Linked DNA regions of Homo sapiens: region 2 is linked to region 1. A link is a contact called in ENCODE Hi-C or POLR2A ChIA-PET data. All regions are on one chromosome and are shown on one strand. The core of a region is the stretch at or near the end of the contact, and the rest is flanking DNA. Distances in the headings are between cores, read along the strand shown.

Region 1 (5,453 bases), core at 1,424-3,923:
GAATTATCAGACAATTAATATGACATAAGAATGTTTAACATGTATAAAGAAATAAAAGGTTTAAATATGAGAAAAGAGCAAAAAAGTATAAAAATGGACATCCAGACTTGGGACAAAAACTCAAATAGAATTTCTAGAAATGGAAAAATAGTATCAAAAATTAATAATCCAGGCCAGTTGTGGTGTCTCATGCCTGTAATCCCAGCACTTTGGGAGGCCAAAGTGGGTGGATCACCTGAGGTCAGGAGTTTGAGATCAGCCTGGCCAACATGGTGGAACCCCGTCTCTACTAAAAGTACAAAAAATTAGCCAGTCGTGGTGGTGGGGCGCTTGTAATCCCAGCTACCCCAGAGGCTGAGGTGGAAGAATCACTTGAACCTGGGACGTGGAGGTTGCAGTGAGCCAAGATTGCACTACTGCACTCCAGCCTGGGCAACAGAGCAAAACCCTGTCTCAAAAAAAAAAAAAGTTTGCTGGGCACGGTGGCTCAAGCCTGTAATCCCAGCACTTTGGGACGCCAAAGCGGGTGGATCACGAGGTCAGGGGTTCGAGACCAGCCTGGCCAACATGGTGAAACCCTGTCTCTACTAAAGATACAAAAAATTAGCCGGGCATAGTGGTGTGAACCTATAATCCCAGCCACTCAGGAGGCTGAGGCAGGAGAATCGCTTGAACCCAGGAGGCGGATGTTGCAGTGAGCTGAGATCATGCCATTGCACTCCAGCCTGGGCAACAGGGCAAGACTCCATCTCAAAAAAACAAAAACAAAAACCCAATGAATGGGTTTAACGCATGTTAGATACAGTTTGAGAGAGAATTAGTAAATTGGAGACAGCCAATAACATTATCTAGAATGCAGCACAGAGAAAAGGAGATGGAACTATGAAAAGAAGTGAAGAGACATTGTGTACTGGAAAGGTCTAGTAAATGTCTAATCAAAATCCTAGAAGGAGAAGAGAGGCAGAGTAGGGAAGAGGCATGATTTGACAAAATATTGGCTGACAATTTTCAGGAAGAGATACCAAGTCATATATTCAAGAATGCCAATTAGTTTCTCTCTCTGTCTCTCTCTCTCTCTGGGTGTGTAGATATGTGTGTGTGTGTATACACAACATCCTGCAGTAAACGCATCACATTGAAATCATCAAAGACAAAGAAACTATTTAAAAATTAGCCAGAAAGAAAAGACAGATTATCATGAAAAGAGTATTATTAGACAGAGAGTTGATTTAACAGCCACAGTGAAAGTCAGAAGGGAGTGGAAACATAATTTCAAAGTGCCGAGGGAAAAAAAATAGCCAATATAGAATTGTATGTGCAGCAAAGATGCCTTTCAAGGATATAGACAAAATACAGACATTTTCAGGTCAGGTGAGGTGGTTCATACCTGTAATTCCAGCACTATGGGAGGCTGAGTGGGCGAATGGCCTGAGGAGTTTGAGACCAGCCTGGCCCACATGGTGAAACCCCATCTCTACTAAAAATATAAAAATTATCTGGGTGTGTGGGTGGGTGCCTGTAGTCCCAGCTAGTCAGGAGGCTGAGGCAGGAGAGAATAACTTGAACCCGGGAGGTGGAGGTTGCAGTGAGCCGCAATCGCGTCACTGCACTCCAGCCTGGCGACAGAGCGAGACTCTGGTCTCAAAAAAAAAAAAAAAAAAAAAAGAGAAAAACCTGACATTTTCAGAAAAACAAAAATTGAGTTTGCCACTTGATATATTTCTGCTTCTTCTTTCTCTCCTTTCTACTACTGGACAAATACTCATATAAAAAGCTGAAAAGAGAGCTTGTGTGCAGATACCTGTTGGAAGAATGCACGGATAGATTAGTTCTGGAATAATGCCTGAGACACAGCACCCAGAACCTCCCCTGGACTTGAGATCTTCTTACAGTCACTTCATCAGGGTTATATAAATCCAAACTCTAGCCCAGTTGTTAATTCTTTTTTATTTTTTATTTTTTTTGAGACAGAGTTTCTCTCTGTCTCCCAGGCTGGAGTGCGGTTGCGTGATACTGGCTTACTGCAGCCTCTGCCTCCCAGGTTCAAGCGATTCTCCTGCCTCAGCCTCCTGAGTAGCTGGGATTACAGGTGCACACAACCATGATCAGCTAATTTTTAGTAGAGAAGAGGTTTCACCATGTTGGCCAGGCTGGTCTCCAACTCCTGAGCTCAAGTGATCTGCCCGCCCCAGCCTCCCAAAATGCTGGGATTACAGGCGTGAGCCACTGCGCCGGGCCAACTGTTATTTCTTTTAAATTACCCAGTGACTCTTCCCCTCCATAATGCACTCACGTTGCCCCCAGGTTTGGAAGCTGGAGAATTCCTTACTGGATCACCGCAACAAGACCATCCACAACGATTACCGCAGGACCCAGCCCCTGAACCACAGAGTGGTGGAATCCAACTTCCCGAATCAGGGTGAGTGAGACCGACTCTTGATCATGCTCTGCAGTTTAACTCCTGTTTTGCTCCTTCCTCTAGGTGGACCCATCTCTTCTGGTGATATAAGGGAAGGAGAGTCATTTCAGTAGCAAGAGGCTCAGGTGGGCCAAGCTGCACAGGGCTTGGGCAGAGGGTGATGACTTTTTCCCAGTCCAGGCAGGGATGCCAGTGAGTAGAACACACGAGACAATCAGAAGCGACAGCTACGTGATTTATTACCTACCTAGTCTTGGCTAGAGAGAGCAGGAGAAGCAAGAAGACCACAACATCCGGAAGCTCTCACAAGAGTGTAGGTTCAAGTTAACCTTTTTTTTTTTTTTTTTTGAGACAGAGTCTCACTCTGTCACCCAGGCTGGAGTGCAGTGGTGCAATCTCGTCTCACTACAACCTCTGCTTCCCGGGTTCAAGCAATTCTCCTGCCTCAACCTCCCCAGTAGCTGGGACTACAGGCACCTACCACCACGCCCGGCTAATTTTTTTTTTTTAACTGAAATGGGGCTTTGCCATATTGGCCAGGCTGGTCCCAAACTCCTGACCTCAGGTGATCTGCCCACCTCGGCCTCCCAAAGTGCTGGGATTACAGGCGGGAGCCACCGTGCCTGGCCAAGTTAACCTTATTAACCCCACCCAGATTATTTCCTGCGCATCTTGATCATAGTCTGTGTTATGAACCCACCCCCAACGCCTCCTATACATTCTCTCAAAGTGGAGTTAACTAGACCACATATTGTTCCCTGCATCTGCCTGGGGCGCAGGCCCCAGACCCCAGCGTGCTGGAAGCAGGTGCGGGCAGGCCAGCCTCCGCTGCATCCTCCAGTTCCTTGGATCAGGCTCCAACCGTGTCCTTGGCTCACCTCGTTTCTGTGTTGGCAAGAGTGTAAATATTTCACAGCCTCCTCATCTTTATTTTGTCTGCTTTCTGTAAAGTTGTGGTGAATCCATTGTCTTTACAGCCCATTCTGTTAACCATTCCTGATACCTTTATATTTTCCAATACAGTAGAATCAGTATCCTATCAATATTGTGTACTCAATATTATCCCACTTTTTTTTTCTTTTTTGAGACAAGGTCTCAGTCTGTTGCCCAGGCTGGAGCTCAGTGGCACAATCACGGCTCACTGCAGCCTCAAACATCCAGGCTCAAGTGATCCTCCCACCTCAGCCTCCCCAGTAGCGGAGACTGCAGGCACACACCACCACACCCAGCTAATTTTTTTTGTAGTTTTTGTAGAGATGGACTCTTACTATGTTGCTCAGACTGGTCTCAAACTCCTGGCCACAAGCAATCCTCCCCCCTCAGCCTCCCAAAGTGCTGGGATTATAAGCACGAGCCACCTCGTTCGGCCTTATCCCATCTTTATATGTACCTTTTAAAACTTAAATTTCCTCCGGGTGTGGCGGCTCACGCCTGTAATCCCAGCACTTTGGGAGGCTGAGGCGGGCAGATCACGATGTCAGGAGATCGAGACCATCTTGGCTAACATGGTGAAACCCCGCCTCTACTAAATATACAAAAAATTAGCCAGGCGAGGTGGCGGGCGCCTGTAGTCCCAGCTACTGGGGAGGCTGAGACTGGGGAGGCTGAGTAGCTGGGCATGAACCCGGGAGGCGGAGCTTGCAGTGAGCCGAGATTGCGCCACTGCACTCCAGCCTGGGCGACAGAGAGAGACTCTGTTTCAAAAAACCAAAACAAACAAACAAACAAAAAAATTAAATTTCCACCTCCCCAACCCGAATAAGGCCTATTTGTGATTTTCTCCCCACCTTTCCTTCCTGGTTCACTTACTGAATTAACAGAGGATATAGGTGTTTTCTATATTGTTTCCTGAAATACAATTCACTCCTCCAATACAATACTAACAGAAGAAAAAAACTGACATCAGTTACAGTAATCATTTCCCCATATTATACCATATACAACATTAACAGCAAGAATCCCTTTGTCCGAAAGTGATGTCGTCTTTAACAGGTCCAATTGCAAGCAGGCTGACCAAAGGGAGCTTAGACTCATGGGTCTGTCTCCTAATTCTTTTGGAGTCTCTCACTCTGTCGCCCAGGCTGGAGTGCAGTGGTGCAATCTCATGGGCTCACTGCAACCTCCGCCTCCCAGATTCAAGCAATTCTCCTGCCTCAGCCTCCCAAGTAGCTGGGATTACAGGCACGCGCCCCCACGCCAGGCTAATTTTTGTATTTTTAGTAGAGATGGGATTTCACCATGTTGGTTAGGCTGGTCTTGAACTCCTGACCTCAGGTGATCCGCCTGCCCGGCCTCCCAAATTGCTGGGATTACAGGTGTGAGTCACTGTGCCCGGCCTGTCTCCTAGGTCTAAATGTTGCCATATTTCCCCTGCTTTCCCTAAAACAATTTTACGCTATTCTTGCAATAGTCACTAACAGACTGCGTATCGTTCTATTTGCCACATCTGAAATGCTTTTTCCACTACAGCGTCACTCTAGCATCTCCTCACGAGGGGGTCAGATGTTCTAGGTACCGGCCCCAGACTGAGGTATTCCATGCTGTGATTTGTCTGTAGGTCCACTAAGAATCGCTGTTTAGGATCGATTACTTCAACTCCCAGTTCAGCATCAGAGGGCTTCCTTACCCCCAGGGAACCCGAATTGTGGCCTCCCTTTGCTGATTATAGAACAGACAACTGGGCATCATCTTGGCCCACCTTCCCTCAGGCCTGGATTTTTCTTTCTCTCTCTTTCTTTCTTTCTTTCTTTCTTTCTTTCTTTCTTTCTTTCTTTCTTTCTTTCTTTCTTTCTTTCTTTCTTTCTTTTCCCTCCCTCCCTCTCTCTCTCTCTCTCTCTCTTTCTTCCTCTCTTTCTTTCTTTTTTTGACAGAGTCTTGCTCTGTTGCCCAGACTGGAGTGCAATGGCGCAATCTTGGCTCACTGCAGCCATGACCTCCAGGGCTCAAGCAGTCCTCCTACCTCGACCTCCCAAGTAGCTGGGAGTAGCATGTACCACCACACCCAGCTAATTTTTGTATTTTTTTGTAGAGACGG
Region 2 (5,287 bases), core at 105-2,604, 110 kb after region 1:
TTGCAGTGAGCCGAGATCATTCCATTGCACTCCAGCCTGGGCAACAAGGGTGAAACAGGGAGAGAGGGAGGGAGGGAGAGAGGGAGGGAGGGAGGGAAAGAAGGGGAAGAAGGAAGGAAGGAAGGAAGGACAGGAGGGAGGGAGGGGCAATGGGAGTGTTGGTCCTGATCCAGACCCCAAGAGAAGGTTCTTGGACTTTGTGTGAGAAAGAATTCAGGGTGAGTCCATAGAGTAAGGTGAAAGCAAGTTTATTAAGAAAGTAAAGAAATAAAAAAAAGGCTACTCCACAGGCAGAGCAGTGGCCTGGGCTGCTCAACTGATTATATTTATAATTAGTTCTTGTTCTTTGCTAAACAAGGGGAGGATTATCCACTAGTTTTCTGGGAAAGGGGTGGACAGTTCCCCGGAGCTGAGGGCTCCTCCCGCTTTTAGGCCATATAGGGTAACTTCCTGAGGTTGCCATGGCATTTGTAAATTGTCATGGCACTGGTGGGAATGTCTCTTAGCATGCTAATGTATTATAATTAGCATATAATGACAGTGAGGACAACCAGAGGTCACTTCCATCACCATCTTGGTTTCGGTGGGTTTTTGTGGCTTCTTTACCACATCCTTTCATCAGCAAGGTTTTTGTGACCTTGTGCTGACTTCTTATTTCATCCTGTGACTAAGAATGCCTAAACCTCCTGGGAATGCAGCCCAGTAGGTCTCAGCCTCACTTTACTCGGTCCCTATTCAAGATGGAGTCGCTCTGGTTCCAATGCCTCTGACAGGAGGCGGGAAAGGGAGAGAAGACTTTGTATTGGGTACAGTGTACAGCGCTTGGGTGATGGGTGCACCCAAATCCCAGAAATTACCACTAACGAATTTATCCATGTAACCAAGAACCACTTGTATCCCCAAAAACTATTGAAAAACATTTCATTTAAAGAAGAGACAGTTCTTTACCAAGAATTTACATCAAAACCATGTAAACTGTAGATCCACACTACATTGTTCTTTGTACCATGAATTCCAAAACCCTGAAGAAAATGGGTGAGGCAGCTATCAGGAACAAAGTGTCGTCAAATAGCTGCCCTGGACATGGGTGGGGAAGTGACTCAAGTTCCCACTCACGTCTCTCTGGGCCTAATAAATTTTGCGAACCTCACAGGGCTCACACTGCTCAGCTGTTTTTCTTTTCCCACATTCCAGATTTAGATAAGGAAGGAATCATTAACAGATTCAGAGTGGACCTGACCACCCCACAGTGCCCTTGCTTTGCTTTTGGCACAGGCAGTGTATCTCGTCTGGGGAAGGGAGAGGAGTGCATCCAGTCGGTTGACACAGGACCTCCCAACCCCAGTGCCCACGCGCGGTGTCTCCCTCTTCCTCTTCTGTGAAAAGCCACACCCCACCTTGGGCATGCCACCTGGCCGCCGGAACCCAAGTCTGCAGGGAGGGTCCAGAAAACGTGCGCCTTCCAAGTTTATCTTCCTTCAGGAGCCAGTTCTGTATTCTGTCCTCACTTGAGCTCCCTTCCAAGCTCCTACTAGATGTCCCCGAGGCAGAGAGATTGTTGATCACGCTCTGATATGCCTGGGGTGTAAACTTCAGAGACATGACAAGGTGCCTATGTGTTTTCTCACCAAGAACAGAATTTGACCTCGCCTATCAGAGAGTGCACGTGCACAGGAAGGGCGTGCTCCTGGAGAAGCACAGGCAGAAGACGTGAAAGCCGGAGCAGCAGAGGCTCTTCAGGACCCAAGGGGCTTCTGTCGGTTACACATTACCCTGGATAGACACTCCTCTTTTTATTTTTGATTTATTTCTTTATTTTGTTGAGACAGAGTCTCATTCTGTCACCCAGGCTGGAGTACAGTGGCGTGATCTTGGCTCCCTGCAACATTTGCCTCCTAGGCTCAAGTGATTCTCCTGCCTCAGCCTCCCAAATAGCTGGGATTACAGACGTGAGCCACCATGCTTAGCTAATTTTTTGAATTTTTAGTAGAGACGGGGTTTCACCATGTTGGCCAGGCTGATCTCAAACTCCCGACCTCAGGTGATCTGCCCACCTTGGCCTCCCAAAGTGCTGGGATTACAGGCGTGAGCCACCACGCCCAGCCGATATCCCTCTTTTTAAAAACATCATAACATAAAACTTATCATTTTAACTGTACATTTTTAAATAAATGTACCAGTTGAGTTGTGGTAAGTATATTCACATTGTTATGAAACAGATCTCCAGAACCTTTTCATCTTGCAAAACTGAAACTCCGTCCCCATTAAACAACTACTCCCCATTTTCCCTCCCCAAAGTCCCTGGCAACCACCATTCTACTTTTCTGCTTCTACGAATTTGGGCACTCACAATACCTCATGTAAGTAGGATCATGCAGTATTTGCTTTTTTGTAACTGATTTCCGAAGACTTAGAGCATGTCTTCATGAGTCCTTCATGCTGTAACATGGAACAAGATTGCCTTGCTCTCTGAGGCTGGATCATACTCCACTGTGCACACACCACATCTGGTTTACCCATTTATCTGTCAGGTTACTTGGGTTGCTTCTATTAATACCTTTGGCAATTGTGAGAAATGCAGCTATGCGCATGGGTGTACAAGTATCTCGCTGAGCCCCCGTTTTCAATTATTTTGGATATATACCCAGAAGTGGGATCACTGGATCACATGATAATTCTATTTTTAATTTTTTTTAGGAATTACCGTTCTGTTTTCCACAGTAGCTACGCCATTTTACGTTCTCACCAACAGTATATAAGAGTTTCAATTTCTCCACATCCTCACCAGCACTTGTTATTTTCTGGGCTGTGGTTGCTGTTATCGTTGTTTTTGGTAGTAGCCATCCTAACAGGTGTGAGGTGAGCTCTCATTGTGGTTTTGATTTGCATTTCCCTAATGATGAGTGACGTTGAGCATCTTTTCACATTCGTGTTGGCCGTCTGTACATCTTTGGAGAAATGTCTATTCAAGTTCTTTCCTAATGAGACCACTCTCTTTGACCACAGAAAATGAGACCAGGCAGGCCATAAATAATATCCAGTGATGTGCAGGAGCCAGCTTATATATAATGTGAAAACAAATAATTCAAAATCAAAGCTGTTGGAAACTGGAATTATTTTGAGTCTTAAAGGAATGTGCTTATGGGACCTTTAATCCCTCTCGCCTGGGGCGATAGGTGTGAGTCACTCCGCCTGGCCTTGAATAAACTCCTTTAAACTGGATTCTGATCCTTTCAATTATTTCAGGTTGCCAATAACCTCATCAAAATGAAAAAGTGGTGGGTGAGGTTGCTCACGCCTGCAAACTCAGCACCTCAGAGGCTGAGGTAGGCAAATCACTCGAGCTCAGGAGTTAAGACTGGCCTGGACAATGTGGTGAAACATCATCTCTACAAAAAATACTAAAAACAAATAAACAAACAAAAAAAATTAGCTGAGGGTGGTGGCACATGCCCTTGTTCCCAGCTACTCAAGAGGCTGAGGTGGGAGGATCACTTGAGCCTGACTGGTCAGGGCTGGAGTGAGCTGTGATCATACCACTGCACTCCAGGCCGGGAAACAGCATGAGACCTTGTTTCAGAAAAAAAAAAAAAAAAAACCCCAAAAAAAAAAAACACGACCAAAACAAAACCCACACTTTTGTGCCTCAAAAGACATTATCAAGAAAGTAAAAAGATGAGCTGGGTACAGTGGCATGTGCCTATATTCCCAGCGACTTGGGAAGCTGAGGCAGGAGAGATCAGGAGTTCAAGTCCAGCCTGGGCAATGGAGGTAGACTCCTTCTCTTAAAAAAAAAAAAAAAAAAAAAGTAAAAAGACAAGAGACTAGAAGAAAAATTTTTGCAAATCGTATATCTTATAAGGGTCTGGTATCCAGAATATATAAAGAACTCTTACAACTCAACAACAAAAGACAAACAACCAAATTCAAAATGCGCAAAACACTTGAATAGATTATTTTCTCCAAAGAAGATATGCAAATGACCAAGAAGCACATGAAAAGATACTTGGCATCATTACTCACTAGAGAAATGCAAATCAAAAACAAAATGAGGTATCACTTCACACATTAGGATGGCTATCATACTTAAAAAAAAAGGGAAATTAACTAGTGTTGGTGGTCAGGTGAGGTGGCTCACATCTATAATTCCAGCACTTTGGGGAGCTGAGGTGGGTGGATCGTTTTAGCCCAGGAGTTCAAGACCAGCCTGAACAACATGGCAAAACCCCACCTCTACTAAAAATACAAAAATTAGTCAGGTGTGTTGGTGCACACCTGTAATCCCAGCTACTTGGGAGGCCAAGGCACGAGAATTGCTTGAACCCAGGAGGTGGAGGTTGCAGTGAGCTGAGATTGCACCACTGCACCCCAGCCTGGGAGACAGAGCAAGACTCTGTCTCAAAAAAAATAAAATAAAACGAATGTTGTTTAGAATGTGGAGAAATTAGAACACTTGTACCTTGCCGATGGGAATGTAAAATGGTTCAGCTACTGAGGAAAAAACAGTTTGGTGGTTCCTCAAAAAGTTAAACATAGAATTACCATATGACCTAGCAATTCTACTCCTGGATATATACCCAAAAAGAATGAAAAACATGTACTCAAGCGAATACATGTACACATATGTTCGTAGCAGCAGTATTTACATAGCCAAAAGGGGGAAACAGCCAAAATGTCCATCAGTGGATGAACAGATAGGCAAATTGTGGCACATACACAATGGAATACTATACAGCTATAAGAAGAAATGAGCCAGGCACAGGGGTGCATGCCTGTAGTCCCAGCTCCCCAGGAGGCTGAGGTCGGAGGATTGCTTGAGTCCCAGAGTTCAAGTCTAGCCTTGGCAACATAGGGAGACCCTGTCTCTAAAAAAAAAACAGAAGTACTCATACGTGCTACATGAGCTTCAAAAACATGCTGAGTGAAAGAAGCCAGACAGAAAAAGGTTGCATATTGTACAATTCCATTTATGTGAAAGATACAGAATAGATAAATCCATAGAGAATGCAGATTGATGGTCTGGGGAAAGGCTCCTATGTTTTTGAACCTGCCCAGTTGTGGGTGCAATCTTGCACCAGGCAGCCCAACCCTGACCTAAAGTAAATTCCCAGAAGTCTTTCCTGGGTTTTGAATTTGCAGTAACAGCTGTGGGCATTCTAGCAGCAGTTCGATGATCATGTATGGTACTGCAAACAGGACAAAAAAAAAAAAAAATGCAGATTGGTGGCTGCCAGGGGCTGGGGGCAGGGGGAATGAGCAGTGACAGCTAATAGGCACCTTTTCCTTT

The links. A loop is a pair of places that touch in the nucleus more often than their neighbours do. ChIA-PET counts read pairs that join two places held with the same protein, here RNA polymerase II (POLR2A). Pooled maps may share reads with other maps.
Region 2: a pooled map shows a loop between it and region 1 (1.8-fold over the local background). The contact joins two enhancer-like sites. A Hi-C loop is called at or near these places in 1 of 50 pooled maps. POLR2A ChIA-PET finds 5 or more read pairs at or near these places in 4 of 52 experiments (BJ, H1, MCF 10A and 1 more).

Annotation. Positions count from the first base shown.
Region 1 is chr1:8,968,563-8,974,015 of GRCh38, forward strand. It overlaps CA6 (carbonic anhydrase 6), which reads left to right. Exons shown (of 8, transcript NM_001215.4): 7 at 2,305-2,419. Among named protein-coding and RNA genes, the nearest start is that of CA6, 25 kb to the left of the region's middle. Within about 2 kb of position 2,674, at least 3 of the 41 ENCODE cell types and tissues checked have a DNase peak (open chromatin) inside an H3K27ac peak, as active enhancers do.
Region 2 is chr1:9,077,682-9,082,968 of GRCh38, forward strand. It overlaps a transcript of SLC2A5 not described here and LOC124900441. Among named protein-coding and RNA genes, the nearest start is that of SLC2A5, 11 kb to the left of the region's middle. Within about 2 kb of position 1,355, at least 6 of the 41 ENCODE cell types and tissues checked have a DNase peak (open chromatin) inside an H3K27ac peak, as active enhancers do.